Linked DNA regions of Homo sapiens: all the other regions are linked to region 1. The links are chromatin loops, found by intact Hi-C in ENCODE. Cell type or tissue: OCI-LY7. All regions are shown on one strand. Links, peaks and the distances in the headings refer to the core of each region. The heading gives the core; the rest is flanking DNA. Region 1 overlaps PRKCE (protein kinase C epsilon). Region 2 overlaps PRKCE (protein kinase C epsilon). Region 3 overlaps PRKCE (protein kinase C epsilon).

The links. Peaks named below come from ENCODE experiments on the same cell type or tissue, not always from the same donor. Only the 100,000 strongest peaks of a DNase experiment are listed, where the experiment ranks them.
Region 2: a loop joins it to region 1, with 5 times the contacts of the local background. A loop is called at or near these places in 3 of 110 quality-filtered maps.
Region 3: a loop joins it to region 1, with 4 times the contacts of the local background. A loop is called at or near these places in 6 of 110 quality-filtered maps.

The regions. Positions count from the first base shown.
Region 1 is chr2:45,831,842-45,842,446 of GRCh38, reverse strand. The region is part of intron 1 of PRKCE (protein kinase C epsilon); the gene reads right to left. Among named protein-coding and RNA genes, the nearest start is that of PRKCE-AS1, 160 kb to the right of the region's middle. RefSeq lists a silencer at 1,556-1,675 and enhancers at 5,241-5,310, 5,852-6,377, 8,247-8,356, 8,407-8,556. In OCI-LY7, for the core only: CTCF peaks have their summits at 5,697 and 5,902; DNase peaks (open chromatin) are centred at 5,496, 5,976, 8,336 and 8,946; H3K4me3 peaks cover 3,834 bases; H3K27ac peaks cover 5,298 bases.
Region 2 is chr2:45,723,195-45,733,799 of GRCh38, reverse strand. The region is part of intron 1 of PRKCE (protein kinase C epsilon); the gene reads right to left. Among named protein-coding and RNA genes, the nearest start is that of PRKCE-AS1, 53 kb to the right of the region's middle. RefSeq lists enhancers at 496-1,003, 3,464-3,603, 3,984-4,063. In OCI-LY7, for the core only: CTCF peaks have their summits at 3,702 and 3,901 (motif pointing right); DNase peaks (open chromatin) are centred at 3,769, 4,519 and 5,109; H3K4me3 peaks cover 3,017 bases; H3K27ac peaks cover 5,579 bases.
Region 3 is chr2:45,772,815-45,783,419 of GRCh38, reverse strand. All of the region lies in intron 1 of PRKCE (protein kinase C epsilon), which reads right to left. Among named protein-coding and RNA genes, the nearest start is that of PRKCE-AS1, 100 kb to the right of the region's middle. RefSeq lists a silencer at 4,625-4,714 and an enhancer at 4,496-4,790. In OCI-LY7, for the core only: CTCF peaks have their summits at 4,407 and 4,629 (motif pointing right); a DNase peak (open chromatin) is centred at 4,659.

The DNA of each region.
Region 1 (10,605 bases), core at 1,110-9,109:
AGAAGCAGGAAGACACTACTCCTGCTTTTATGGCGTTTATCATCTCATTGTGGAGTTAAAAAATGGGGAACAATGCTGAATCCAGCTTAATGATGAAGGACAGAGAAGAACTGATAAAGTATCTGACGAACCTGAAATCAGTGTAGAAGACGGAAGGGAAGAGGGAAGGGAAGGTATGCAAGGCGTAAGAAACAGCACAGGCACCCTCACTTCCTCCCTCCCCACCTCAAATCCAGCTAACTACTTATAATATACAGAGACAAGGTGGTGAAATAATTGGGTGAGACAAAAGCCAGAGGGCTGGGCCTCTTGTAGTTAAAGACATCTTTGCAAGGACTGAACTATCCTTACAGAAACTGTGTTCTCTCTATAAGAGAGTAGTAACTCTGGAAACCCTGGATCACCAAGTCCCCCTGCTAGCCTCTCCGCCTCCACAATCCCATCTGTCTACACAGAGCTTTCATTGGTTCATAGTGCCAGGCTCTCTCCCCAACAAGCTGTGAATATCTTGAGGGCAGGAACCACTATCCCCCTCCTTTTCCTTTTTCACTGTCCCCAGCAAAGAGCAGGCAAGCATTTAGCAAGAATTACTTCAGAACAGTCAGTCTAGTGGATATCTCCTCCTCCTTCAAAGTCAAGGTCAATTATCACCTCCTCTCTGAAATCTATCCAGATATGCCCAGTCAGAATTAATTAGCCCCTCATCTGTGTTCCCACAATACACCAGACACATCTTACTCATGGCTCCTGCGATGGTTAATATTGAGTGTCAACTTGATTGGACTGAAGGATGCAAAGCATTGTTACTGGGTGTGTCTGTGAGGGTGCTGCCAAAGGAGATTAATATTTGAGCCAGTGGACTGGGAGAGGCAGATCCATTCTCAATCTGGGTGGGCACCATCTAATCAGCTGCCAGCGTGGCTAGAATAAAGCAGGCAGAAGAAGTTTGAAAGACTAGGCTTGCTGAGTTTTCCAGCCTTCATCTTTCTCTTGTGCTGGATGCTTTTTGCCCTCAAACATCAGACCCCAAGTTTTTCAGCTTTTGGACTCTTGGACTTACACCAGTGGTTTGCCAGGGGCTCTTGGGCCTTCAGCCACATACTGAAGGCTGCCCTGTCGGCTTTCCTACTTTTCAGGTTTTCGGACACGGACTGGCTTCCTTGCTCCTCAGCGTGCAGACGGCCTATTGTGGGACTTCACCTTGTGATCGTGTGAGTCAATTCTCCTAATAAACTCCCCTTCATATATACATATATCCTATTGATTCTGTCCCTCTAGAGAACACTGACTAATACAGCTCCTATTAAGTTGTAATACATTGTCCATCTACCTCTCTGTCCTGATAGACAGAAAGTATGATAACCAGATTTGCATCCCTAGTTCGTAGCTCACTGTCTCTTAGGAAACACCCAGCACACACTCGTGGAGGTGGGAAAAGGCTCTGTGTTCAGAACTTCCAGAGTCTATTCTGGGAACATTCACCCTCCCAAGGCTCTGTCCCCAGGAAGGAAGGCAGGCATGTCATCTCTACTAAAATGACATTTGAAAAAGGGTAGAGGAAAGATGAGGCAGCTATACCATGAGCACCACATGTCCCCATGAGACAAAGCGACCAGCTGGAATGGTGTTCTCCAAACTCTCCCAACGTCTCACCCCACACACAATCCAGGAGGCTCCCAGAGTCACTCCTGACCCCATCTTGTTGCCTGACTCAGCCTCTAATGGTTGAGAGAGCTTAAGGTTTCCCTCAAAATTTCATTTTCACCCACAAGACTCTTCAGTGCCTCGTGGGAGAGGCCCCTGGTGATAGCTGAGGTGCTCCGTCGGCACAGGAGTGAGGGAGTGCCACGAGCAGGCCTGCATTGCCCCCTGGGCACCCCGGGGGAGCTGCTCACCTGAGTTTGGGATCTTCGGTTTTAAATCCAGATGGGAACCAAATAACAAACTGGTAATTCCGCATGCTGCCTTTTCTCATTCCTTTCTCCCCAAGAGTCCATGATTTTAAGTTTCTGGGTAAAGAAAATGTTCTCCAGAATTCTCACCACTAGTGCTGACCCTCACCAGCCCCTGCAGCGAATGACAAACAGGAAAACCAACAGTCGGCTCTGCTGAATAGAGCCAAACCAGAATCTTCTCCCTGACAAAAGTCAAAAATATCAGGGGCCCTCTTGCCTAAAAGCATGGAATTTAAATAATGTATGCCTTTTAGAGATTAGATCATCCCTATTAAACCCTGCCGGCAAAATGAAACTCTTTCTCATATCCTCCAACTCAAAGATTTCCCACGACTGTGGACTTTATTGGCAAAGTACAATGCTATCTGTGTAAAGCAGGGAGGGAGAGAGCAAAGGAATGAGATGGGCTTCGGGGCCTATCCAAAGGCAGGCACCATGCCCATCTTTGCAAAAGGGGAGTGAGAACTCGTGGCAGGGAGGACAGGTCATTTATGATAAAATGTATTCGGATATTAACATTCAAGATAGCAATCAGAAAGCATTTTAGCACCCACTGCAGCCTCCGTGCTGGTGAACTGCATTTCCAAACAGAAAAATAGAAATTAAGCTATTAAACATGCCAAAAGCAACAAAGAGCTTTGCAGCATGAGCAGATGGCCGCAGATCGCCAGCCAAGCCCCAGCTAGCCAAGCGAGGAAGCTCTGAGAATCCATCCAAGGTGGTGGGTCTTCAACGACTGGAGGGGTCACCAAGTATAAAAGATGGTGAAGAGTGTGGCACAACTTCACCGCTGAATTAGTTTAATCATAAATTCTGCTCACGATTACATGGTCCAGATAATGATGCAATGTAAGTGCCCAGCCCTGCACAACCCTGCAAGCTGTCAGTCTGCATTGGCACCAGGCAGCTGGCGTGACACAAAAGCAGACTCGCTACCTCCTCCCAGCCATTCCCAGGGTTAGTTCTGAGCCTCTTCTTTGCACCAGGCTCCTCCCAGTTCTCCCAGATGCAACCTAATTTATCAAACCTCCTTGGACCTCATATCCCAACTTAACACATCTTCCCAGCTACTATTTCTATTTTCTTTGACTATGATTCTCTTTCACACTACGGTGCCTTGGCTACCCCTCCAGCACGGGCCAGAAGCAAGGCAGTCAAACTGGGGGAGACAAACACAGACTTTGGTGTCAAATCAGGGCAGAATCCATTTTGTCCTTTATCAGCTGAGTGACCTCAGGCAATTATTTACTCTTCCTGAGCCTCTCAGCCTCTTCATCCGTGAAATGGGTTGTCATGAAAATTCCATGAAACATACATGCAAAGCACTTGGCACCTTACCTTAGTTAAAAAAAAAAATTTTTTTTTTAACTAAGCACCCAGGAGACACTCTGCACGTGGTGGGTAAGAGCAAACTTAGCGGCCTTGTGGCCTGAAGCAAGCAGCTACCCTCTGTATGCCTCAGCCTGCTTGTCAGTGAAATGGGGCTGCTGTGAGATTAAATGAGATAATCTATGCACAGTGCTTAGCAAAGGCACCGGCATAAAATAGTCATCATTGGTGCAGTTATCATGAAAAAGGCAAGTCTTCTGCTTCTTAGTCCAATGTTATTTCTACTATAACAAACTTTCCTCAACAAAGTTGGTATTGTTACATGTAATTCCAGGACATTTGATGACTTTACAGTGTTGTTGTGAATATCAAATAAAGAGCTAAAGGTCAGGTGTGGTGGCAGGCAGCTGTAGTCCCAGCTACTTGGGAGGCAGAGGCAGGAGGATTGCTTGAGCCCAGGAGATCCAGGCTGCAATGCGCCACTGCACTGCAGTCTGGGTGACAAGTGAGATCCTGTCTCTGAAAACATTTTTTTTTAACTAAGGTAAGAGTATTGTACTTTAAAATCCAAGGTAAGAGTATTGTATGCACCCTTTCTGGGGGAAACCCGGGGCAGGAAGGGCTATACCCAGGGTATTCGGGGGCATCGGGAGGACGTGTGGTACTCATGAAAGAAGGGCAATGACACCTACTGTGCCTCTGACGCCATGTTGGCACCTTACCTGCATTAGTTCATCTAATCTCCTGTGAGACAGCAATATTCTCTACTTTTCTGATGAAAAAACAGGCTTAGAGAGCTTTCAGCCAGAATTCTCACCCAGGTCAGCCTGGGGCACAGAGGAGAGGTCAACAGAGCTTGCAAGTCATGCTCACAACCCCAGCCCTGCCTGGCCAACTGAGCCTCCTCTGACAATCCAGTCCGAGGTGCAGTCTCCTTCCTTCAACCCTCCCGTCCCCAGAGTGGGCTCATTCCCCTTTTCAGGTGTCACTGGCTTCCCCAGGCAGACCTGGAAGGCACAGCAATACCTCAGACACCTTGACCACCCCATGGTGCTCTGAGGGGAGGTCTGGGCAGCAATGAGAGTGCCTCTCATGTGAATTAGGAACTTGGCAATGGGGAAGAGCCCAACCCACATCAAGCCCTAAAAAGGCAATCTTAGAAAAGCCAAAAGTTAGGGACTTTTTTGGGGTGGTGCTCAGCCGTTTACAAAGCCCCTCATACGCATTCATTTATTCATTTCTCACAATTAATCTGTAAGGTAGCGAGTTTTGTTATTTTCAAAAAAAATTTTTGAGACAGAGTCTCGCTCTGTGCCCCAGGCTGGAGTGAAGTGGTGCCGTCATGGCTGCAGCCTGAAACTCCTGGGCCCAAACCTTCCTCCCACCTCAGCCTCACAGAGTGCTGGGATTACAGGCGTGGTAACAGTATTATTAGTGCTGTTGAGAATCTGAGAAAGCTGGGGTTAAGGAAGATAGGTGGCCATTATATCATGCAGTGTGCTAGTGAGATCACACCAGCTGCACAACCCCAGGAGGTGCCATTCACACCTATGTCTGTGCATGAGACCCCTGGAGCCGGACTGGCAGAATCAGAACGTGCTCCCTAGACTGGGCGTGGTGGCTCATGCCTATAATCCCAGCACTTTAGTAGACTGAGGCAGGTGGACCACTTGAGGTGAGGAGTTTGACACCACCCTGGCCAGTATGGTGAAACTCCGTCTCTACTAAAAATATAAAAATTAGCTGGGTGTGGAGGCATGCACCTGTAGTCCCAGCTATTCTGGAGACTGAGGCAGGAGAATCGCTTGAACCTGGGAGGCGGAGGCTGCAGTGAGGCAAGATCGCACCACTGCACTCCAGCCTAGGCAACAGAGCAAGACTCCGTCTTAAAAAAATAAAAGAACTTGCTCCCTCAACTCCTGTTTCTCAGTCTCATGTTTCTTCCTCGACACCACACCTGCCCAGCAGGAGTTCTGACAACCACAACAGCAAAATCAAGAGGACTCCACCTATGCTGATCTCCAGGCTGCTGGCTGATGTGCTGCTGTCAGCCCCCCGTGATCCACAGGTTATCTGTACACCTACATGTTGGGGGTTATTGGCTTCAAGGGAAGGGAGGTCTAATATACAAAGTCAAGCTTCCTAACCATAGGTTCAACTTTTGCCTGAGATGTCTAAGCAAACCTTTCCTTGGGACAGCCCACAAAGGTCACACAGGCCCAATTCGAGTTTCACTTCCCTTCCCATCTGCTGTCAGGCACAAAGGCGTGGAGAGAGGCAAAAGGGCAACAGGGACAGGGTCTGAAAAAGATGAATCCAGAAAGGATGAGAAGGACAAGGGAAGGCTTGCACTGCCCTTGTTCCACCAGTAAGGTCCTAGATAATCTACTGCTGTGTCTTTTTCTTTTTTACTTGGAGGAGGGTGGAGAGTGAGAAAGGAGGAGGCAGACGGGGAACCATCAGGACAGAAGACTGGGGGACTGGTTCCCAAAGCAGGGGGCCCACTGCCCAAGTCCTGTACCCCTTCACTGATGCCCCCTCTCCCCTGGAGGCACCGCAGGCACACTACCATCCCCAGACCCACCTGGCATGGGAGAGGCCAGCTGGACAGAGCAGGGGACATTCAGGCAGCAGGTGTCCTCCCAGCTCTGCATTTGGAAAGCAGAAAGCATTGAGGCAATACAATGAGCAACTCAGCAGCAGCTGCGGGGTGCTGATTTTGAAGTTAGCAGCTAATTAAAGACTCTTCATTTGGGGTAAAATTTGCTACTTGCTCTATTGGTAGTGTGCAGTGACTGGTCAAAAAGCAGAGAGTACACATGTAATCAAATATGTTCAAGATTCTATTCTGTTAATGGGCTTATAATAGCACTTACTTTCATAAAATAAGGGGAGGGGCAGATCGTTTTTCTCAAACAGCTTCCACTGCAGTGCAAAGACATGCAGGCTTCAGTGTACATCCCTGCAAAGCAGGACCCTGTCTGTCCCGCACATGGGAGGGATTCAATACAGATTTCTACATGTTGGCTTATTGAATGCATGGCCTTAGCTTATACTACTTCAATATATTAAAAAACTGGATCTGTACGCTGAGTTGTGGAGATGATTTACTGGGGAAGCCATCTACTATACAGAAATGTTCACAGCAGCTTCATTCCTAACAGCCCAAAACTGGAAATGTCCCAAATGTCCAACAACAGGTAAATGAATAAGCAAACCATGCTACATCCATGTAATGGAATGTTACTTAGCAATAAAAAAGAATGAGGACCGGGCACGGTGGCTCACCCCTGTAATCCCAACACTTTGGGAAGCTGAGGCAGGAGGATCGCTTCAAGCCAGGAGTTCAAGACCAGCCTGTACAACATACTGAGACCTTCTCTCTACAAAAAATAAGAAAAAAAAATAGCTGAGCATGGTGGTGCATGCCTACAGTCCCAGGTACTTGGGAGGCTGAGGCAGGAGAATGGCTTGAACCTGGGAGTTTGAGGCTGCAGTGAGCTATGATTTCACAACTGCACTCCAGCCTAGGTGAGATCCTGTCTCTTAAAAAAAAAAAAAAAAACAAATATACTACCGATACATGCAACAACATGGATGCTATGTGAAAGAAGCCAAACATTAAAGAGTATATACCATAGCATTCCACTTCTACGATGTTCTAGAACGGGCAAAACAAACCTACAATAACAAAAAAGCACATCTGTGATTCCCTGGAGCTGGAAGTGGCCAGTGAATGCCAGGAGACACAGGGGAACGTCCTGGGTGACGGGAGTTTTCTCTATCCTGATTGTGGTGGCTGCTCCATGAATGTAGACATTGGGTGGGACAAATCAAGCCTACACTTAAAATGAATGCACTTAATTGTATGTAAATTATACCTCAATGAAGCAGTTTTTAAAAATGGAAAAAAACGATTTATTTCGCATAAGGATTCCTCCACAAGTTTCCTTTAAATAACAAATCCTATTCCCACCCTCGGAGCATTTAAAATTTCATATTCCATTTTTAAAAATAAAAGGACTCATTCAGAGTTTTTCAACAGCACATCTGTGAAACAACATAATGTACACCTACCTGTGTAGGCGTGCACATTCACACACCCACCCACGTGTGCAAACACACTCACAGGCACACAGCTGAGCCACCTTCTCCTGTCTCCTGTGATCAAAATACAATAATAGCAAGATAAACACATCCAAAATGTAGGTTTGAGAGTCTGCTGAATTATTTAAATCTGTCTGTGTGTTTGTGGATCTGAACTTCCTCATATATAAAACAAGATAATTAGACCAAATGTTATAGAAAGCCTTTTAATGAACTTAATGACCTAAATGTCCATGAATAGGAGACTGCTTAAATAAATTATGGTACATCATATGGTAGATCACCATGCGAGTCCTAAAAAAGACTGAAAAAGATCTAAATGTACCAACTGATAGGGAACTAGCTCTGTGATACATTAAGTGGAGGGGGGATAAAGCAACACACCGTAAGTTCATGATGTTGTGTTGCTGTGTGAATACAATGGGGGAGCATGTGGGTGTACACACACACACACACACACACATACACACATGCGCACACGTGATCTGCACATACGTCCTTATCTCCAGAAGGAGTCTTAATCAGCAAAAGGCAAGAGCTGACTCAAGAGATGGACATGACAGGAGGAGCAAACCAGAAATCAGGAAAGGAGGCCTTATTCTTTATTCTACGCCCATTTACAAAATTGTGTTCTGAGCTAACTTGTTAAAAATTTAAGTTACTACCCATTTAAAAAAATAAAATGTCCCTTTTCACTGCACTGGCTGTTTATAATCTCCAATCCCCCAGACTACAGCTTGCTTCAGTTGCCAGACACACCTTAAATAAACACCCCTCAAAACTGGCTGAAACACTGCATTCTCATCACCCGTAGCCAGGTCACTGGGAACCAAGTTAGCAGCAGCCATTATCTTCTTGTGAAACTCTTGTTGGCTGGACCAGAGGCCCACGTTACAGATCTTAGCTCTCAACACACCACAAATGGAGTAGGCTCAAGTTAGCACCTACTTCCTCTTTTTTAGCAGGCTCAGAAATGGCCCCAGAGAGCTGGCTCCCTCTGATGACAGAGGTAGCTAAAAACGAATAACTCTATGTATACATAAATGCTTTCTTGAGCTGAGAAAACATCCAAAAGTGCCTAAACTAATGTGGAGAGTGTGTAAGGGTACAGAGCATCATCTGCTCACAGCACAGTCTGCCTGTCTACTTTGAGAGAAATGGCAGTACATGACTGTATATCCTAAGAAGAGGTAGGTGAGCACTAATAGCAGAAATGTAGCCACCTACCCAAGCATTCTGAAGCAGATAATCCACTGCCGATCTGCACTTTGCATTTCACATTTTGCATTTTGATTTGCAATGGTCCCTATCACTAGGTATATTTGAATGTGTGTGCTTTATCTTACATTTCCTATTTCTTACACTAAGTCAATATATCTCAGAGATTGAAAGTAAAGGTTTTGAAGCTAGCCTACCCGGGTTCCAATCCCAGTTCTGCCTGTTTAAAGCTCTGTGGTGCTTATTTTGATTTCCTCATCTTACAAGTTGAATGTCAGCAGGACCTGCTTCAGAGTGTTGGGAGGATTCGAGGAGATGGTGGAGCACTTGAAACTGTCTGGCACACAACTTCCTGTAAATATTAGCTGCCAGGTCATTATGATTGCTATTTCCCACCTAGACTGTGAGCACCTCTCCTGCTAAGCCATGTCTTTCTTTTGAGGATTCCACAGCTCTTGATTCAGGGCTGGGATTGAGATAGGTATTCAATAAAGACTCTAAGTGGAACTGAATGAATCCATGTGAAACAGAGGCAAGCTCGGTCAGGAACTCAGGAATTTGTAACCAGAAAAATTATCTTCATATCAGGAAATTTTCTGTCCCTGTAGTATCACAACCTAATAGAACTTTTATCAATGGCTGCTCACAAAAAATATTCAGTTATTTTTTCTTTCTTTTCTTTTCTTTTTTTTTTTTTTTGCCATGTTGCCCAGGCTGGTCTTGAACTCCTGCCCTCAAGAGATCCTTCCACCTCGGCCTCCCAAAGTGCTGGGATTACAGGCATGAGCCACCACACCGGGCTGATATTCAGTTCTTGACTCCCTTTGAAAGCCAAGACACGATCATTTGTTTCCATCTTTCTGAGTTCTTCAAAAGAGAGACTATGTTATGAATACTAATAATCACAACTCTCATAAGCACCCTTTATTGAATACTCTACATGTGTTACCTATGTGAAGAAGGCAATATTGTTGTTCTTAACCATTTGATGGGTGACAAAACTGAGGCTTAGGAATTTAAATAACTTGCGCGCATCCTCACAATTTGCAGAAGAGGAGTGTGCGTTAAAGCCGGGTTCTCCAAGTGGAGACCCAATGCTTCCAATAGGTACCTTGAGGCCTGGCAGGCTGCCCCACAGACAGCCTGAGCTCTGGGAGATCTGTAGAAAGAACACGTTGTGAGCTGTCATGGAGCCCATACTGCATGAATGATAAAAAGTTGCTCCTTGGCCGGGTGCGGTGGCTCACGCCTGTAATCCCAGCACTTTGGGAGGCTGAGGTGGGCGGATCACGAGGTCAGGAGTTCAAGACCAGCTTGGCCAATATGGCGAAACCCCATCTCTACTAAAAATACAAAAATTAGCTGGGCATGGTGGAGTGCACCTGTAGTCCCAGCTACTAGGGAGGCTGAGGCAGAAGAATCACTTGAACCCAAGAGCCGGAGGTTGCAGTGAGCCAAAATTGCCTCCCTGCACTCCAGCCTGGGCAACAGAGTGAGACTCTGTCTCAAAAAAAAAAAAAAAAAGTTGCTCCTTGGACACAAGAGCAATGAGAGTAATGCTCCTTCATTGTCCTCCTGGAGCTCATAGTTGTAAGGTACACTAAACCCACAGCAAAATAGCCGAGAGGCTCAGACAATGACATACAAATGTGACGCAGGATGCCCAACTTTGGGGAATAATTGCTCTCCGGGGAATATTCCTGCATCATAATACTCTGTATACCAGTCTTATTTGCCATTGCTTTTCATTGTTTAGTTGGAACCATGTCCTGTGAGAAAAAGAACAGTTTTATAAAAAACTATAAAAGCATGAAATTTAGGAGTCAGAAATGCCTTAAAAATCATTTAGTTTAAATATACATACAAAAATAAAATAAAGGATAAGATCTTTTTTCTTTTCTTTTGCTTATCAAATTAGTCAAAGTTTCATTTGGGTTATATATTTTTGTGTTATTTATTTATTAAAATATAGCCAAAAGTAAGTACTGTGATGTGT
Region 2 (10,605 bases), core at 783-8,782, 110 kb after region 1:
GAGCCATGCCTGGAATCCAGGTCCCTTGAAGCCCCGAGCGCTTCCTACTACACGACTTTGGGGGAAGAGAGACTCTTAGCTGCGTAGAAAGAAAGCTGATAGTGGAGACGGTGAGAGGGAGGAGAGAGGGCATTTCAGGCCAGCCACTAGGCTGACTCCATGACCTCCTTCAAGTCTTTGCTCAAACCTCACCCTCTCAACGAGGCCAGTGCTGACCAGCCCACATAACACCCCAACCTGGCCACTCCGCACCTCCCCAGGGAATTCCAATGCCCCTTACCTTGCTTAGTAATGTCTCTTTTTCCGTGGCCTTTATCATCTTATCACATACCCCACCATTTATGATTTACTGTTTCTTGCGTATTATTTGTCTTCCCTTGCTAAAATGTGAGCTCCATGAGGACAGAGACCTTATCTGTTTTCTGTGCTCACATATCCCAAGCTCCTCGAATCATGCCTGGCTCACAACAGGCACTCAACAAATTCTTGTTGAATGAATGAATGAACAAGAGCTAATATTTGTTGAGCAGTTACTGTGTACCAGGACAGGGCCAGCCACCAGGGGAAAGGTGGGAAGCAAGTCAGAATCTCTGCCTGCATCAAGCTCACATGCAGTCAGTCTGATACCTCCTCAGCCAGCTTCTGAGAGAGGAGTAAACTCTCAAGCCCTAAGCCACAGGGATCACCAGTAAACCGCAGCCCCAGGGCCAAATCTCAGTCACTGCCTTTGTTTATAAATAAATTTGTTTATTTGTATTGTCTATGGCTGCTTTTGCACTACAATGGTAGAGCCAAGTTGTTTTCGCAGAGACTCTGTGGCCCGCAAAGCTAAAAATATTTACTCTCTGATCCTTTAAAGAAAGTCGTCGACCCTTGATCTAGGACATCCATTAATTATAACGATTTAACTTCTCTCCTGTTTATCTAAAATTACCAATCATGTACCATCTTTAGGAGAACTCAGAAAACAGTTCACTCATGTCGGTTTTTTGTTGTTGTTGTTGTTCTGTGGTCAGATGAGGAATCTTATTTGAGAAAGATAGTGAAAGAGACAGATAAACAAATAGGAAAATACCAAATAGTGTGTTAGGTGCTGGCTGAGGAAGGTGCAGGCAACACACTACAGATGCACATAGAAAGCTATGTGTAGCTGGATTTGGAGGATCCGGGAAGACTTCCTGGAGGAAGCAGCATCTAAGATATTATAATGATTATTGTTACCACTACTACTACTGCCCAAAGTAAGCTATAAGTAAAACATATAATATATATTATAGACTGACTTCAAACCTTTTTTCAAAAAGGTGGATATCAATGGATGAATAAACCTATTTAATACAGGTAATGACCAATAATACTGTATTTCATTATTTAGTAAGCTCCTGGTTATATGATAGGTACTCTGAAACATAAATCTGCCCTGTGAGTTGATACTAACATATGAAGAACCTCAACATATCCAAATATTTTAACACTAACAACCTGGGTAGAATGTACTTAAAATGGCATTCAGGGCTCACCTATAGAAAAACCTGAGTCCCTGAGACATGTCTGTCCCTAGCCTCCCGACATGGAGCCCTTTGCCTGCCCTAGGATGTCCAGGGCCCCCATATTCTTTCCTCCCTCTCCAATGACAGTCTGTTCCAAAAAAAAGCTCTCATAAATTTCATTTATACTGAGGTTCACATGACTGATAAGATGGTATGGCCCTTCTCTAGGACATCTGTATTTTAACTACTCATAACAAGGTTTAACTTACAGGAAAGACTTTCTAAGGGTGGAATTTCTAGGACTGTGGCTGACAGTGAAAATGGAGTTCTGTGGAGTAGGAGGTCATTCTGAAAGCCTAATTTGAATCACATGGCAGTCTGTAGCAGTAAAAAGCTCCAGGAATTGGCCAGGTACACTGGTTCATGTCTGTAAACCTAGCACTTTGGGAGGATACCTTGAGCCCAGGAGTTCAAGACCAGCCTGGGTAACACGGTGAGACCTTGTCTCTACAAAAAATTCTAGCCAGGTGTGGTGGCACACACCCATGGTCCCAGCTACTTGGGAGGCTGAGGTAGGAGCATCACTTGAGCCTAGGAGGTCAAGTCTGCAGGGAGCAATGTTTGCACCACTGCACTTCTTCCTGGGCAACAGAGTGAGACCCTGCCTCAAAAAAAAAAAAAAAAAAAAAAAATTCCAGGAATTCAGAAAATTCTTGGTTTTCAGGCTTAGGTTTCCCCATTAGTAACTACAAAATCCAAGACACTTAATGTCTCTGAGTCTCTTTCTCTCATGTCTAAAATGAACTTGAGAATTAAGGAAGGAAACTCAACTTCTCCCAGTTTCCTGAAGAGACTCAGTAAATGAAAAACCTCCAGACAAATGATTTTTACTCCATCTCCCCACTTCTTTTTTGGCATCTCTCCCAGGCCAGACATTTATACATCACACCTGCATGAGCCACAGAACTGATGGTCCTAAAATACTGACCAGAAAACCACAAGGAATGGAGCTGCTCTGTCTAAGTGAATGCTCTGAGCCCAAGAGGCTGAGTTGTCATAGGCAAAAACTGTGCATAACTCCATTAAGACACCCCTTGCTCTCCTGACACTAGCTGTAATAACCATCTTCCTCTCTAAACACAAAGGCCAATGCTAACTAATAACAGAAATCAACAGGCCCTAAACTCACCAGTCTCTAAACTGTCCACAGTAGCCACTTTCTGCCTGAGAGTTCTCCCTGGTTAGAGAACACCCAGGCTCCCACTATTCCCACATTCCTATTTCCTTCACTTCAAAATTTTCATTAACAGCTTCCACTTGTTCTTCCACACCAGTCAGATTTTCCTTTTAGATAAATCCAGGAATATCATTGCTCCATAAAGGTAAAAATGTATTTTTAAAAATGTTTTACAAATAACAGCACTCTGTCTCCCATGATCTGTCGGGCAGACACACAAAATTAATTTTTTAATGGAAATTTCCTTGGGAGAAGTGTCTCTTCAGAGACAGAAAAGAAACTGGTAGCTCTTGAAAATTAAAAATGTTGTGCTTGCCAGGCATGGTAGCTCACACCTGTAATCCTAGCACTTTGGGAGGCTGAGGCGGGTAGATAGCTTAAGGCCAGGAGTTTGAGACCAGCCTGGCCAATGGGGTGAAACCCTGTCTGTACTAAAAATACAAAAATTAGCCAGGTGTGGTGGTGCACACCTGTAATCCCACCTACTAAGGTGGCTGAGGCACAAGAATTGCCTGAACCCAGGAGGCAGAAGTCGCAGTGAGCCGAGATTGTGCCACTGTACTCGAGCCTGGGCAACAGGGTGAGACTCTGTCTCGGGAAAAAAAAAAAAAAAAAAATTACAACTGGTGGCTCACAGTTGTAATCCCAGAGCTTTGGGAGGCCAAGGTAGGAGGATCACTTGAGGCCAGGAGTTTGAGACCAGCCTGGGCAACACAGCAAGACTCCATCTCTACAAAAATAAAAAATAAAAAATTAGCTGGGTATGGTGGCCCACACCTGTAATCCTAGCTACCCAGGAGGCTGAGATGGGAGGGTTGTTTGAGCCCAAAAACTTGAGGTTACAGTGAGCACCACTGCACTCAAGTCTGGGTGACAGAGCGGAACCCTGTCTCTAAAAAATTTATTTTTCCAGTGTTGTGCTCTGTTGTCCCCAAACGGCTCTTCAAGCCTGGCGTCTATGGTAACATGACTGTAACCTCAGTGCTGCCCTGCTAATGTGTGGTTTCTGTTTTTCTTCCTCTTTTCAAATCCAAGGTTAACCAACGGACTCAAAACATCCATTCTTGTCAATGTTGTTGAACTATAAAAGTATGACTCTATACCCTTAAAAAATGCAAAATGCCCAGGACCCAAAGATCTCCTCCATGCTGATCTGTTCCTCTTTTAAGACTCCAGGTGGAGCTAGTAGGAACTGCACTCCAGGCTTTGAGCCATTGACAGATCTGCTCCCCTTGAGGCAAGGTGGACGTACTAGTTCTTCCTCCGGTCAAGGATGGCCAGAGCAGTCTGGACCCACTCTGGCCTAATCAGCATCAGCATACAGGCTCATCATCCATTACACTACCAATGTCCCTTGGAATATTTTCTGCTCAAACTTAAAAAATAAGCCCCCATGGAGGATACAGCCTAGAATCTCTAGTACAGATTCAAAAATAGCTGTATTCCTGAGTATGCACATCCCTTCAAAACGGTGTAAAAATTTTCAGAAGCCAAGGGTCAGTGATCACAGCCTCACTGGGGCCTAAAAATATCCTTCAGGCTATTGCTGTAGGAGGGGGAAAAGGAATCGGAAAGTAATGAAGGGGGACACATAGATGCATATGATGGAGGCTCCAGGGAGGGCCGAGCTGGCTTGATATCACATCTACACTGGCTGTCTCATAAGCGTATTAGGATCACACCCTTTGATAATAAAGAGGATGCAATGACCCCTGCTAAGAAGACACAGGCTTGAGCTGAGGATGGCTTTCATGGCACCTTTCATCTACTTTCTCTCTACTCTATCTTGCTCAGTCTCCCATAAGCCAGTGCAAACAGAGACTGCACTGTGTCCTCCACCGCCCTATGTGAATTAACCAGCAAGGATCCTGGTATAAGTGACGTGGTATCAGCTCCTTCGGGTCCCAAGGACAATGCCTCTGTTCCATTGATCAAGGCTTTGGAACTCCTTCCTTTGGAGTCCAGGCTTCCAAGTCATCATGGTAGCCATGGTCGGAATCCTACCTTGGCAAGTTGAGAGCAAGATCCCTGGTGGGGCAGTGAAAAAGAAAGACGATGGGAAGTGAGGGAAGAAGTGGGAATAGAGGCAGCCTCACTTGGCAAACACAGTGCAGCACAGCCTACCAGTTAGGAGCCAGTGCCCCAGTGCCACCGTATACTGAGTTCAAATCTTTGCTAACACCCAGCTCCAACACCCAACTCTAAACACATTACTCAACCTCTCTAACCTTAAAGGAGAGATGATGGTCATACCTTCCTCATACAGTTGTTATGAAAAATAAGTGACATGATGCATGAAAAGCACTCAGCACAGGGCCTCAATAATTAGCAGCTGTTATTGCTCAGATACTGAAAACAAACCATGAACTGGTGAAGACAGACCTCAACTTACAGTCAGGCAACCTGGGGGCTTTCAGTTCCCCATCTGTAAAACAAGGGGCTGAGAATGAAGGTTCCTTCCAGCTCAGACACTCTAGAAGTCTGTGACTAAGATACAAAGATTCCAGCGGCACGTGGGCATTACAACTGTAATATAAAATGACACCCAATAGCACTTGCACCACCCTCAAAGCAAGCAGCATGCACAAGAGGATACTGTGAAGAGTGCGTGTGTTTGGGCATGGGACTATTGGGGGAAGGGTTCTGGTGAAGAAGGGGCCAGTGAAATGGCATTGCTTAGATTGTTCTCTGGCTTGCTAGTCCAACATCCAGGAATGTTTCTGGCCTTCTAGGTATGAAGCAGGCAATTAGGGTCTTATAAAAATAAAAATAAAAAATTTCACTTAAAATCAAGAGGGAGAAATTTCTACTTGCCCTAACCTTGATCCTTTGCCCTTTGAAGCCAAAACAGATACTACCCTTAATTTATTTAGAGTAGCTTCTCACCCATCACCTTACTCCCTTGATGGGATACGAAGGACTTTCTGAAAGGATGTGGAGTCACACTTTGAAAAATACACTTACACAGAAGGAGCAGGCTTGAAAAGAAAAGATACGCTTAAACAGAAAGCGAGGCATGGTGTTTACTCAAGAGACCATCTCCCTCAGCCTGGTTTAAGCCAGTAAGGGCTTTATTTTCCATCTTGGCTTCCCAGAGTTTACTGTAAAAATACATGCCCTGGCTGGGCCCGGTGGCTCACGTCTGTAATCTCAGCACTTTGGGAGGCCGAGGCAGGCAGATCACGAGGTCAGGAGTTTGAGACCAGCCTGACCAACATGGTGAAACCCCGTCTCTACTAAAAATACAAAAATTAGCTGGGTGTGGTGGCGGGCACCTGTAATCCCAGCTACTCAGGAGGCTGAAGCGGGAGAATCGCTTGAACCCAGGAGCCAGCGGTTACAGTGAGCCGAGATCGCACCACTGCACTCTAGCCTGGGTGACAGAGCGAGACTCCGTCTTAAAAATAAAATAAAATAAAATAAAACACATGCCCCAATGTGAAGTCAAGAAGCAGAGTCCAACCAATGCAATGGCAAGAAACTAAAGGCATCAGGGAGCAAATGATGGCCAGCAGAACATCTGGGTGGAATGACAGATGTTGTACAAAAGCTTGGTCAAATCCTCTAAGCTACCTGGAATGCCCTCCCTCCTAGTCCAAATCCTCTTATCCTTATCCTTTAGGCAGAGTTTGAACCCCGTCCTCCGGGAAGCCCCCAGTGATCTCTCCCATTAGAGGTACCCACTCCCACTTTTGTGCACTGGTTGGACATACACAACATTCCGCCATTGCTTGTCTTCTACCTTCAATACACATCAGTTTCCATAAAAAGACTTCCAAAAGATCTTACTGTATCTCCCTTATCACCATGTATTTGGTTTATGCTAAATAAATAACTATGGCCTTAAGAGGTAGGTAAGCTGTTCTTGTCTACACAGTTTTCTACTCCGGAGAAGACTGCATCATTTGCCTAACAAGGATTAACTCTGCCCCATCACATAAAATTAACTTCACCTTGGGCAAACAGGGACTGTACTATGACATGCATCCAGGTATACATCTTTATCTAGAAAATTTGCTTAGCAAATGGCAGGTCTATTAATAAAAACTCTAAGGTCAAATCTCAAACTCAATAGAGCTTGTCAATATTAAGCCTTCGCATACATTTTTAATCTTATTTCCCATGAGGAAAGTAAGGGCCAGAAAGGTTAAGTGGTTTTCCCAAGGTCACCCAGCTAACAAGCAGCAAAGTCAGCCCTGGAATTCAGTTCTGCTTCTTTTTCCACCACCCTACAGCCACCCTACAAGCCCTCTATGTCACCTAGGAAAACAGGAGGGCTGATGACCGAGGCAATAGGATCAGTAGCCACAGGCTCCCAGGACATATCTGACCCCTTAAATCAGCAATATTTTTTAGAAGAATGTATCCTGAGAATCAAAAGTACAGGTATACATCAGAGATATTGAAGGTTCAGTTCCAGATAACTATAATAAAGCAAGTCATAAAAATATTTTGTTTCCCAGTGTACGTAAATTTATGTTTACACTATATGTAGTCTATTGTGTGTACGATGTAATTATGTCTAAAAATGTACATACTTTAATTGAAAAGTGCTTTATTGCTAAGAAAAATGCTAATGACCATCTGAGCCTTTAGCACACGTTGTAATCTTTTTGCTGCTGGGGAATCGTGCCTCGATGTTGACAGCTGCTGACTGATCAGGGTAGTGATTGCTGAAGGTCAGGGTGGCTGTGGCAACCCCACAGCAAGAAATTGCTATGCCAATTTCTTAAAATAAGACAATGAAGTTTGCCACATAATGGACTCTTCCTTTCACAAAAGATTTCTCTGTAGCATGTGACACTGTTTGATGGCATTTTCTGTCAAAATTGGAGTCAATCCTCTCAAACCTTGCTGCTGCTTTATCAGTGAATGTAATATTCTAAATCCTTTGTTGTCATTTCAACGTTATTCACAGAATCTTCACCAGGAATAGATTCTATCTCAAGAAACCACTTTCTTTGTTTTTCCCTAAGAAGCAACTCCTCATCCGTTCAAGTTTGGTCAAGAGACTGCAGCAATCCAGTCACATCGCCAGGCTCCATTTCTAATTCTAGTTCTCTTGCTATTTCTACCACATCTGCAGTGACTTTCCCAGCTGAAGTACTGAAACCCACAAAGTCATCCACGGAGCTGGAATTAACTTCCTCCAAATTTTTGATAATGTTGAAATTTTCACCTCCTCCCATGCATCATGAATGTGGGTTTTTTTGTTGTTGGTGGCGGTTTTTTGTTTTTTTTTTGAGATGGAGTCTCACTCTGTCAAGAGGCTAGAGTACAGTGATGTGATCTCGGTTCACTGCAACCTCCGCCTCCCGGGTTCAAGCGATCATCCTGCCTCAGCCTCCCAAGTAGCTGGGACTACAGGTGCGTGCCACCACGCCCAGCTAATTTTTATATTTTTAGTGGAGATGGAATTTCACCATGTTGGCCAGGATGGTCTCGATCTCTTGACCTCGTGATCTGCCCGCCTCGGTCTCCCAAAGTGCTGGGATTACAGATGTGAGTGTTCTTAATGGCATCTAGAATGGTGAATCCTTTCCAGAAGGTTTTCAATTGACTTTGCCCCAATCCATCAGAGAAATCAATATCTATGGCAGCTAAAGCCTTATGAAATGTATTTCTTAAACAATAAGACTTCAAAGTCAAAATTACTCCTTGATCCATGGGCTGTAGAATAGATGTTGTATTAGCAGGCATGAAAACAACATTAATCTCCTTGTACATCTCCATCAGAACTCCTGGTTGACTAGGTGCACTGTCAATGAACAGTAACATTTTGAAAGAAATCTTTTTCTGAGCAGGTCTCAATGGTGGGCTAAAATATTCAGTAAACCATGCTGTAAACAGATGTGCTATCATCCAGGCTTTGTTATTCCATTGACAGAGCACGAGCAGAATAGAATCAGCATAATTCTTAAGAATGTAAAGAATGGTAAATGAGCACTGGCTTCAACTTAAAGTCACCAGCTGTGTTAGCCCCTAATAAGGGAGACAGGCTGGCCTTTGAAGCTTTGAAGCCAGGTATTGATTTCTCTTTAGCTATGAAAGTGTTAGATAGCAACTTCTAATCTACATTGAAAATCTGTTGTTTATTGTAGCCACCTTCATCAGCGGTCTTAGCTAGATCTTCTGGGTAACCTGCTGCAGCTTCTCCATCAGCACTTGCTGCTTCACCTTGCACTTTTATGTTATGGAGATGGCTTCTTTCCTTAAACGTCATAAACTAGCCTCTGCTAGCTTACAATTTTTCTTCTGCAGCTTCCTTACCTGTCAACCTTCATAGAATTAAAGAGAGTTAGGGCCTTGCTCTGGAGTAGGCTTTGGCTTAAGGGAATGTTGTGGCTGGTTTGATCTTCTATCCAGACCACTCAAACTTTCTCTGTATCAGCAGTAAGGCTGTTTCACTTTCTTATTCGTGTATTTACTGGAGCAATACTTTTAATTTCCTTCAAGAACTTTTCCTTTGCATTCACAACTTGGCCGTCTGGTGCAAGAGGCCTAGCTTTCAGCTGTCTCAGCTTTCAACATGCCTTCCTCACTAAGCTTCATCATTTCTAGTTTTGATTTCAAGTGAGAGCTCTGAGACTTCCTTTCACTGGAACACTTAGAGGTCATTGTAGGGTTATTAAGTGGCCTGATTTCAATATCATTTTGTCTCAGAGAATTAGAGAGGCTGAAGGAGAGGGAGAGAGACAGGGAAATGGCTAGTTGGAGGAGCAGTAAGGACACACACAACATTTATCAATTAAGTTCACCATCTTATATGGGGGCAATTCACGCCACTCCAAAACAGTTATAATAGTAACATCAAACAAACGTAATTGTACCAAAAAGTTTGAAATATTGCAGAAATGACCAAAATGTGACACAGAGACATGAAGTGAACATATGCTATTAGAAAAATGGTGCCATAGGCTTGACTGACACAGGCTTGCCACAAACTTCCAATCTGTAAAAAGCACAACATCTGCGAAGTGCAATAAAACAAGGTGTGCCTGCATATAGCAAGATGCCAGCACACTGCCCAGAGTCTGAAGCCAGGAAGTGAAAAGTGGAGGTTCTAGACTGCTAGCTGCTCAAAATGAGAGCTGAAAGCAGGGTCTCCTCAAAGAATGTAAGAACAGACTATGTCATCACAGAATGAACAAATTAAAAGAACATGTATTGGGCTGGTTGCAGTGGCTCACCTTTGTAATCCCAGCACTTTGGGAGGCCGAGGCAGGCAGATCACGAGGTCAGGAGTTTGAGACAAGCCTGGACAACATGGTGAAACCCTATCTCTACTAAAAATACAAAAATTAGCTGGGTGTGGTGGTGGGCGCCCATAATCCCAGCTATTCAGGACGCTGAGGCAGGAGAATCGCTTGAAACCGGAAGGCGGAGGTTGCAGTGAGCCGAGATCGCGCCACTGCACTCCAGCCTGGGCAAAAGAGTGAAACTCCGTCTCAAAAAACAAAACAAAACAAAAGAACATGTATTGGAATGTTAAACCAGTGAGCTGTCCTGAGTAGCAGAGAATCCACACTGGGCAGAAGGAACGGTAAATCGTGACTATTAGCAGGGCAAACAGGTTAGAAAAAAGGGCAACACCGTCCCAGATCAGCTCCAAGCAGGACACACTTAACCTAATGTCCAGGAGCCTAGAAGCACATCTGTGTTGAAAATTAACACTTCAACCTCAGGCCCTGGAAGCCTCCTGAGGCTTATTACAGGCACCCTCTAATGACTACCTTGGAAACACATGTGAACTGGATGCTGGCTCATAGGGGCCTCTCCTCCTCCCTTGCATATTTTAACAGGGAGGAGTCACGGCATTTTCTACAAGAATCTCTAGGGGAAGAATAACCACGTGTAAACCATGTGGACTGAAAGTCC
Region 3 (10,605 bases), core at 1,125-9,124, 59 kb after region 1:
CTAGAAAGAAAACCAACAGGGTGCAGCCTTCGGTGGGTGGGGGTCTATGTGTGCACAAGTGCACACAGTGATTTTTATATAAAAAGGCTCACCACAGGACAGCCACCAGCAGGATGATGCCCAGAGCACCGGCATTCTTACCATAGCTAAAGAAAACCCTGAGTATTTGGCCTCTGCAACCAGGGAACAAAGGGAGTTTTGAGATGGCTGTGCGTAAAGGAGCTGGAAGTCATTCCAGCATTTAGAGCTTCAATTGAAAATAAACAAACAGCCCAAGCCTTCCCCAGGACCCAGTCTGCCAAGCACCAGCCTGGGAGTGCACACTGGCCACTGGGGCCAGCACATGGCTATTTATATTCATAATCCAATTTGGACGGGGAAGGCGCATGAAAATAAATTGATTATCTTGAAACTGTAAGAGCAAAATTCATCAGGACAAAAAAGTAATGAAATAATATAGAGGAAGTACCTGAGTAGGTCATCTGAGGGGATGTTTCTCGTGAACTGTCTCCAACCCAGTTTGCTTTCTGGATTCAGACACGAGAAAACTGGCTGACAAAGTTCCAGAAATCACATGCCAACATGTGGATAGAGCTTTGCTGAGTATTTTTCCCCTTTTCTGGGTGTGTGTGTGTGAGTGTGTGTGTGTATGTGTGTGTATATATATATAGTTGTGTGTGTGTATAGATTGTTTGACAGAGGGTTGATTATCTCAACTCAGTTTCTAGCTGGTGAGGAAGAAAAGTGGACAGTTCATAAAAAACAACCATCTTTCCCAAATCTGAGGGTCAAACACAAGGGTACATTATCTTGGAAACACTGGCTTTCTATCTTAGGTCTTGCCCATCCTCTTTTCCCTAGAGGCTAGATTCAACTCTGCCTTCCCACAGGAACAATAGCAACCATTTATGACGCGTGTGGGATATGTCACCGGCTGGAGATGCACAGTCAGGAATAACCTGGGATGGGGACTCTCGGCCTATTTTAAAGATAAGGAAATGGAGGATCAGAATCGAAGTGACTAACCCAACACCACCTCGCTAATCAAGTGGGGACTTGGGATTAGAACCCAAGTCTGTCTGGGGTTTGTGTTGTGACACCATACTGCCTCCCTGAAAAAACCTAAGGACAGTCTCTAAAATCAACATTCATTCCCAGGAAATGGGCACTTGCTGGGGTCAAGTCGGAAGATGGGCCTGGACGAGAGGAGGCTTGGTAAAGCACTGATAGCTTGGAGTTGAGAAAGTATCCCTTTCTTAGCTCAGCTCCGAAGAGTTTACAAGACAGACTTAAGGAGAAACACTTTCACGGACTGCATCTATGAAGGCTGGCCCTTAATTTGAGCTTTCTTCTCTCTGTAGATGAATTATTTAAAAATAAAATAATTTTGATAAAACTCATAACCAAAAACGAGGCTCAAACCTCACCTCCATTTATTATCTATTGGTCCTGAGAAAGGATGTAACCTGTCTAGGATTCAGGTAATTTGTTTTTCAAGTGAGTAGACTGAAGAGGGATGGATGAGGCAGGACCCTGGACCAGGGTGGCTTCTGTGGTCCCCTCTAGCAATGAAATTGATGATTCTAATAACTAACAGAAGTAACCCCGCACTGTGGTGTCCTAGACACCACAGGAGTTTAGGAAAGTGATAATGAGAAGCTATTTTGAATATTTCTGAAAGCCTAAAGAAAAGCAAATATTTCACAGAGATCAGACCACACAGCAAACTACATTATCAGATGTAGCTGTTCCAATATCATGTCGGGGGCCGGGGGGCGGGCGCGGGTGGAGGCCCTGCATCAGCTGCTGGTGATGAGCATCTCTTGTTCTGAGTAAAGCTCCCTGCACCTGTTTCAAAGGTTCTGCCTGTATGCAGAACAGCCCCTCTGACACTTGCAACTGCAAATTTTGATTAATAGAAAATAACAAACAAATTGTCATTAAGGTAGGGGGAGGGGAGACTAATCAAAGATACTGAAGAACTGAATATGATCATTTAAGAAAAACAGGGCTGAGGTTGGACTCCCTGCGATAGGGTGGTAAGCAGGAGTCAGAGGTAGTAATTTGATTTCTTTTTGGTTTTGAGACAGGGTCATGCTCTGTCACCCATGCCGGAATGCAATGGTGCGATCACGGCTCACTGCAGCCTCAACCTCATGGGCTCAAGCAATCCTCCCACCTCAACCTCCCAAGCAGCTGGGATCACAGACATACTCCACACCAGGCTTTTTTTTTTATTATTATTTTGTAGAGATGGGGGGGTCTCCGTATGTTGCCCAGGCTGGTCTTGAACTCCTGGGCTCAAGTGATCCTCCCGCCTCAGCCTCCCAAAGTGCTGGGATTACAGCCTTGAGCCACTATGCCCGGCCTAGTCATTTGATTTCTAAATTAAGTGATTCTTCCTCAGGAGCTTGTGATACAATATGTAAAGCATTTCACGAGCCCTGGCAATTTCTGCAAACACTGTCCAAATTTTTCCTGGCTCTGAGCTGAGACAGTTAAGCTGTCCTCAGTGGCTCAGCAGTGTCAACGGGATGAGCTAGCTGAGAATTGGAAAGACAGCATTTTTGTGATATTTTAGAAAATAGAAACATGTTATAAGAAGGGAAGAAAGCAAATGTGAAACCACAATGAGAGGAGGAAGCTATGACTTCCACTCATCATGAGAACAAGTTACTGAGCAACCCTGGCTGACCAGATGGTGGGATTGGGTGGGCCACCCATGGAAGGCTCTGAGATGTGACCCCCTGGAAACTGAGCATCCCTGAGGCCAACCCTACAGAGGTTTGGGGTGCCCCCTTTGTCTCTCACATGTGCCTCGAAAGACAAGTGAAAGGGATTGCTTGGGGAGGCCAGTGAGATGTGTCCTTCTTTCTTCAATCCCACCACTCTGGCTCTTGGTCGCCTCATTCTCCTGCCTAAGAAGCTCCCATCTTTATGCCAAGAAATCAAATCTAATTCTGCTCAAGCACCTAGAACTCATTACCAGTTTACAAGGAATATAGGGCCAGAGGAACAGGTTAAAAGACACCATGGGAATACAATCAGCAAAATCCAAAATGTGGGAAACTTTACAGGACAATGACTAGTTTCTTCAACAAAAAAAGAAATGGCAAAAACAAAAAAAGAAAAAGGAGGGAGTAGAAATCTATGAATGGAATGAGACATAAAAAACAGCACTCAAATGCAACGTATAGACCTTATTTGAATCATCATTCAAGCACATCAGCTGTTCAAAGTTTATGAGACAAGTGGAAAAATTTGAACACTAATTAGCTATTTGATGATATGAAAGAATACAGGTTTCTTTAATGTGATAATGGCACTGTGGTTATATATGTTTTAAAAGTGTCTTTGAGATCGATACAGATGTATTTACAGATGCAATGTATGATGTCTGGAGCTTTATTTAAAATAATCCAGTTCAGGAGAACCTATGGAGTGAGGTAGGGAGAAAACAAAATTGATTATGTATTGATAAATGTTGAAGCTGAGGGAGATTTATTATACTGTTCTAGGTTTGCATATGTTTAAAATTTTCCATAGTAAAAGGTTTAAGTTAAAAGATGACTGTGATATATTTTTGAATTTTTGATGACAAGGAAATTATAAAATAATAGTTAAAACATAACCCTATTAAAATAAATCACACTACATATGCATGTATTAATTTTTATATACTTGAATAGACATATATATCTATATACAGGCAAAGAAAATCTTCTGAAAGCATGTACCCCAAACGTTTAACTATTAATCATGTTTTCTGGGGGAGAATAGGCCTGGTAGGAGATTTTCTCTTTTTTTTTTTTTTTTACTTTAATATATTTCTGCATTATTTAAATTTCGTCCATCAAACGAGTCTTACTTCTCAGTTCACAAATGGAGCAAGGAAGTAGTCGCAGTGACTCCCTGGAGCTCTCAACCTAGCTCTCGCAGGCTCTGTATCCCAGACCCCTCAACCCACAACACCTGGCACAGCCCAAGATCAGCAAGTCTTTCCTCGCCCCCGGACATCCCTAGCACTAGCGCCGCCTCTGTGCCTTCATCCGCCAAACATTCTCTTCCCATGCCACCTTTCGAATCCTAGCTCCAGACCCACTTCTTCCATCCAAGCAGTCTTGCTGCACTACTGCAGTGTGCAAGGGTCTCTCCTCTCCTCTACAAGTTGGCCAGGAGCTAACTACGCCTTGCCACTGTGTCTGGACAGCGCATTCTTAGAGGAAAACAGGCCACAATCCCCATACTACCTAGGTAGTCCAGGACGTAGTTGGGCACGTTAGGTGCTCAGTAAAGTTCCAAGTTACTTAATCTTACTGAGCCTGGGTTTCCTCACGTATAAAACGGGAATCCAGTTACCTACCTGGACTGCTGTGAGCAAAAGTCAAAGTAAAGTAGGTAAAACTCCCTGCACCTGTTTCAATCGTTCTGCGTACACAAAACAGCTTCTCTGACACTTGTAACTCCAAGTTTTAAGAGAATGAGAAGGAGACGTGAAAATCCACGTGGATCCACTCACTGGGAAGAGCACTGAGCTCAGAACTGCCCATTAGTTTAAATATTAACAGTAATAGAAATAATGTCCCGGGGTCAGGAGGAGGAGCTCCGAAGGTCACACCTTGAGCTCCCACTAGGTGGCAGTATTGTTTACCTGCTGTTATGCAAATAGAGGGGAGGGCCATCAGCCGGGAACATACATCCTCTGAAATTGATGATACAAAGGAGGAAATTTCTATATTAATTTCCCCATGATAGTGGAATAGACGTTGGCTTGAGGAAATGCACCGAGTTAGAGGAACATCCGCTAAAAACCAATAATGAAACCCCATGAGGAGCCCTTAGTGTCTGTGTAGAGGGGGAGATGTGTGTGGGGTAGGGACGCTGAGTGAAAGTAGTGGGACCATCTCAAAGGCGGAACACCAGCCAAAGGCGAGAACCTGCCAGAAGTCCAAACCTTGACTCAACCTTTCACACTCGAAAAGTAGTATTAATGTGACCAGTCGAAATGAGGATCTCCCCATCAGGGTCTCCCAGAGCATAAACTCCACGGAGCTAAGCGGCCAGGCATGTTCTCTTGGGACATCAGTCTCCAGAGAAGCAAGACTGGAAGATAAAAGCCTCCTGGATTCCAACTTCCCAAAGCAATACTTTCATGTCCCACTGCTCAAAACCCCTCATGGCTCCCCACTTCTTCTAGACAAAGTCTAAACTTTGCCACCTGGTGGCAAAGCCATCAGCAATTGGCTTAAACTCCACCCACCAACCCCAGGGACTTGGGAAAACATTTGCCAACCCACCCCTCCCTCCCACCCTTACTCTTCCTCAATGCTCCCAATGAGGAAAATGAAGCCCAAGAGATAAATTGACTTGCTCCTCCCAAAGCCCACCCTCCAGTCCTCTGGGTTTTCTCTGCACAGCCCTGCTCATCCTGTGATACAGACTCGGTGCCAAGTCTTCCCATGCTGAAAAATGACTTTGAGTCCCTGGGGCCTGCATTCTGTTCCATCTCAAGAACCTTTGGTGTGGTGTCTGTGTTGAATTGTTGCTATCTTTTCTCTCCAAAAAGATCATACCTCCATGAGGGCAGGTAAAATGTCACGTTTCAGTAGAAATACTGCAAACCAAGTTTCTGGCAGGGGGAAGGACAATGCTGTGATTAGGAGTGTGGGGGCTGTGCAGTCAGGCTGAATCCAAATCCTGACTCTTTCCCGAACCGTATGACCTTTACAGGGGTGCCTACCCTCCCGGGGCCTCTGTTTCCTCATCTGTAAACAAGAAGTAATAATAATACGTACTGCATAGAGTTGCTAGTGCAGATTCAATATCAAGTACGCAGGGTGCTAGACGTATGTCTGGCACATAATAGGGACAAAGATGGCTATGTCCTGTAGTCCCAGCTCTGTTGCTCATCAGCTGAGGGGTATGAGGAAGTCACATTAGCTCGTGGGCGCCACTGCCTTCATTGGCAATACTGAGAAGAGTGAGGGCAGACAGGGTGGGCTACATAATGTGCTCTGAGGTTCACGGTGGCTCTAAACCTCCATGCTTCTCCAGAACACTTCTCACATTTCCCCAGGAGATCAAGCTGGTACATGAATATAAAGGAAGGGGGACCAAGGTGCTGACTCGGCCTACTTAAAACTCACCCTCTATCAACACCCATCTCAAACTTACCTTCTCAAGAAAGTTGTCCCTGACAACCCCCAGTCCCACTCTGCCTGTTTCAACAAGGTTAGATCCCACTATTTCATGCTTTCATAACACCCTATGCTTTCCCTTATAATACATATTCCAAATGTCGAGTGAATTATTAATTGTGGACTGTAATTCCCCATTTTGCAGATGAGCAAACTGATGTTCTGGGAACTCACGTTATTCTTCCAAGACCCACACAGCCTGTCAGTCAGCAAGCCATGAGACCCTGCACTCCTCTCACTAGGCCATACTGCTTCTAAGGGGTTTTTAGTTATATCAAAAAAAAAATGATAACTTTCATATTAAGGCTGGGGTGATTCCTTGAGAGAAGATACACAGATCAGAAGGAAGAATGGTCTGTGGACTCTTCAAATGAGTTTGCTTGGAGAGTTCTAGTCAGAAAAGAACCAGAGGCATACATGACAAAAGGCTGTGAGGCTGGCCTTCCTCCAGCAGTTTTCTCCAAGGCCCTGAAACCACATTTGGGCTTCTTTAAACGGAATCAGAGTGTCATGGTGGAGGGAGGGGGAGAAGCAGGGGCAGAGTAGCATCATTAAAGCCTCCTGTGTGGTTTTGATTAGATCATCTGAATTAATAGTTCTCACAGGCAGGTCTTGATTAAAAGCAAATAAGTTTGCGAGCAGACCACCTACTGGAAAATACTGAGCTTAAGATCAAAGTCCCTTGAGCAAAAGCCTGCAAGATCATGTGGGTGAGATTCTGGGCTTGGTCCGTTTATTAGGACACCCTAAAAAAATCTACCTTCATCCTTTAATCTGCAAGTTCCTGGTTATTTGTTCTCTTCAGGAGCAGTGGCAATTTCAGTTCCTCTCAAGTCCACCAACGCCTACTGAGTGTGTACCAGCAGAAAAGCCGAAACTCGTAGGGGATTCAAGTAATGATGTCTGATCCCTGACCTCAAGGAAAATGCCAAAGGGATGGCTCAGAAAGTGAGGAGAGTTTAAGGAGGGTGTTCATCAGGTCGCCTTTTCTCAGAAGCTTTGCTATTCAACCCATGTTATGCACAGAATTCATTGTCTAATTTTACTGAAAGGCAGAATTCTAAATCTCTTCAACTCCATAAGTAAATTATATGATCTTTCAGAATGTGATAAGTACATACTCTGCACTACAGAATAAATAGCATGGGGTAAGGAGATCAGGATGGGGGAAGGGCATTGCGGTTTTAAGTAGAGTATTCAGGGTATGCCTTATTGTGGGCACATTACAACAAAGATTTGAAGTGGGGTTTCAGTGATCAAAAGTGATCCAGGCAGAGGGAATGGCCAAGACAACAAGGGGATGCCTAGTAAGTCTCAGGGATGCAAGGAGGCCAGTGGGAGGAGTTGGGAGAGAAAAATGCACAATGAGGCCGGAGAAGCAGGGGTGGGGTACAGACCATGTGTGGCCTTGTAGGCTGTTTTAAGGATTTTCACCCATGATGAGAGCCCACTGTGGGATTCTGAGCAGAAGAATAACGTAACCCGAGGATCATGCTGGCTGAGGCAGCAGGAAGCTCAAGGGTGGAAGCCGAGAGACCCATTAGGAGGTGACTGCAAGTTCCCTGGTAGGAGAAGGCAGAGGCTCAGACCAGGGTAGTGGAAATGAAGAGAAGGGGTCAGATTCTGGATTTATTCTCTTCTTGGGCCCTAAGTTTCCTAGTTTGCAATAGTTTCAGCTCCCACTTTCCATCTTCCAGGGAGGTATGAAAATAAGTTGAAAACAACTCTATGGAAATGTTTGGGGGCTCTTTGATTTAAAATGGCCCCAGAAATTCAAAGGCAGTATGAATAAGCTCTTGCTGGTGGGAGAATTTCATGAGCCTCAAATGCTGTGAGCACTGCATGAAGCATGAGAACGGGCGGACTGCGTGGAGTCCACCTTCCCTTGTGCCCTTTCCGCATACACTTGTGTACATGCACACGGGGCACACTCACGGAGCAGGAAGACAGTAACTCATGGAGTGAGATGGCCTGGTGAGGGCACTTTTTAACCAAATGACCACAGGAAACTTATTTAATAAAGTCCAAGAGCCTTAGTTCCTTATGAGCAAATGAGATATAAACATGGACAATGGGGCTTGAGGGGCAATTACGTAAAGTGCCTGCCACGACACCTGACATGTAATACAGTCTCAGTAATCTTTGTTCCTTCCTCAAGGCCCCCCTTGGGAACCAATTCAACCGTGGGGAGGAGATCATCCAGAAGGCAGAGGAATCCACTTGTAAATAACTGAGAAGTGTCTACGCTGCTATTGTCATTTTACTATCCTGTTTACCATTAAGAAAAACAACTTCCTTCACCACACCCTTGCTGGGACCGTGTCACTGGGCTTCCTCGGGTCACAGTGATACCCTGGACTTGGAGACGAACTCAGGAATGGGAGGAGCAGGACTGAGACTCCCAGGCACACGGGAAAGGGTGCACTGGCCCTGGGAATGTGCAGCTTGGGTGGGTCCCTCCAGGAAAGAGTCAAAGTCAGGGTGACTGGGCGTCCCGGCTTGATTCATCTATCAGAAGGCAAGGTGGGAAATCAGGTAGTCTCACAGACCACAGCCTGTCTGTCTCCCTGGGCCTGTGGCTTCAGAATACCCCTCTCAGTGCAACCCTACCCCACAGGCTGCCTGCTCTGTACAGTCACACCAAAAGCCACCCGATTCCTGGCATTCAGCTTTCCCCAAGGCATGGGGTGCTTTGGCATGATGGAAAGGAGACAGGAGAGACAGGGAGGGAAGAGAATTTATCAAAAAGAGAGAAAAAGCGGGCACTCGGTCTCTAAAGCCGTGCTGATGCTGAGTTTGCCTGTACAGGCCTCTGACGGGACTCTGCCTCATCCTGGGTTCACACCTCCGTTCAACACCTATTTAGTGAGCACTTCCACAGTGGAAGGCTGGGAGCTACAGAAGATGAGATGAGGCTGCCCTGCCAGGCTGGTGTCCGATCACCTCCCGTGAGGCTGTGAAGCAGCTGCTGAGAGAGGGGAGGCCTTAGAACCTCACCAGTCGCAGGCCCTGACCACAGGGGTGGTCAGCCCAACATGTCCCAGCCAAGCCCAGCCCTGGAACTCCCAGGATGACAAGTCCCTGGCTCCCTCCAGCCCCCATCTCTCCAAGGGAGGTCCTACCAACAAAGGGTGGGTCCCCCAAGATGAACAGCAGCAGCGGGGGAGGGGAGGACTCTGGGGTCTAGAAGGAAATTTCTACTTCTAACCTGATGTGGCAGACAGCAGCAGCCACGGGATGACAGCAGCGGACAGCACCGAGCAAGAGCATCGCTCAGCAGGGATGTTTGCTGAAGGCCTGCTCCACGAGGAGGGCAGCCTTGGGCAGCTGCCCAGGGCACCTTACCCAAGGCCTGGCAGCCGTAGGTACAGGAGCCCCAGGGTATACTTCGTGGGCTTCTAGCAGAGCAGGCCACTCTGGATGGCCAGGGGAGGAAGGAGGTGAGAAGCAGCCCACAGGCTGCTGTGGGGCAAACAGGGGCTCTGTAACTTGGGCCTGCTCCTCCCTGCCATTTCTGAAGCATCGTCTTTCCCCAGGCCAAGGCCTACTTGGGGACACCTCTCACTGGAATTCTAGAATGCTCCCAAACAGTCAATTCAAGTCCCAATTACACAGTGAGAAGGGAGGCCCAGGAGTAATAACTGGGGAGGCAGTGTGGCCTAATCATTAGCACAAGGCCTTTGGAGTCAGCAAGAGCAGGTGTGAATCTCAACCCTACCTCTTGATGCCCAGGAGTTCCATCAGCTTTGGCTTCTTCGTCTGCACAAGGAGGATGACAGCACCTCCCTTACAGAGCTGCTGTGAGTAGCAGATGAGTTGATGTCTGTCAAGTGCTTAGCACAGGGCCAGGCTCAATGAATAGTGTCTGTCACTACTTCGGCCATCATCATCTCCACTCAATGTCACACAGCTGGCCAGAAACAAGCCTGAATCCAGGTCTCCTCGGCCACCACTCCCAAAAGGCCTCACCCTCCTGTAGCCTGGGTGACCCTTCTCCTGGGGACAGTGACATCAGAGAGCAGAGTTGGAAGACTGTGGGTCCCAGGAGCCAACATGGATCTTCTTGGGTTTATGACCTTCAAAGACCCACCCTGAGAGGTCCTGCTCAAAAGCCCCTCGGAGGGGCTATGCAGCCAGTGCCTAAGGAATCCTGAAGGGGAAGGAGCAGAGCAGCCAGAAGGAAGTTATTAGGTAGGGCTCTTGCCTTCCAGGGCAGGACGGTGCACTTCTCCCAGAAAGCCTTCCCAGTCATACACGGCCCAGCCACCTGCCATCACCACTCCATTCGGGCCAGTCTAAACACCTAAACAATGACAAACAGGGGCTCAATAGGGTGTCACGGGTACAGCACATAGTCTCAGGGTTCATGCAGCATGCCTTTCCATGCTAAGAATGGGAGGAGGACACC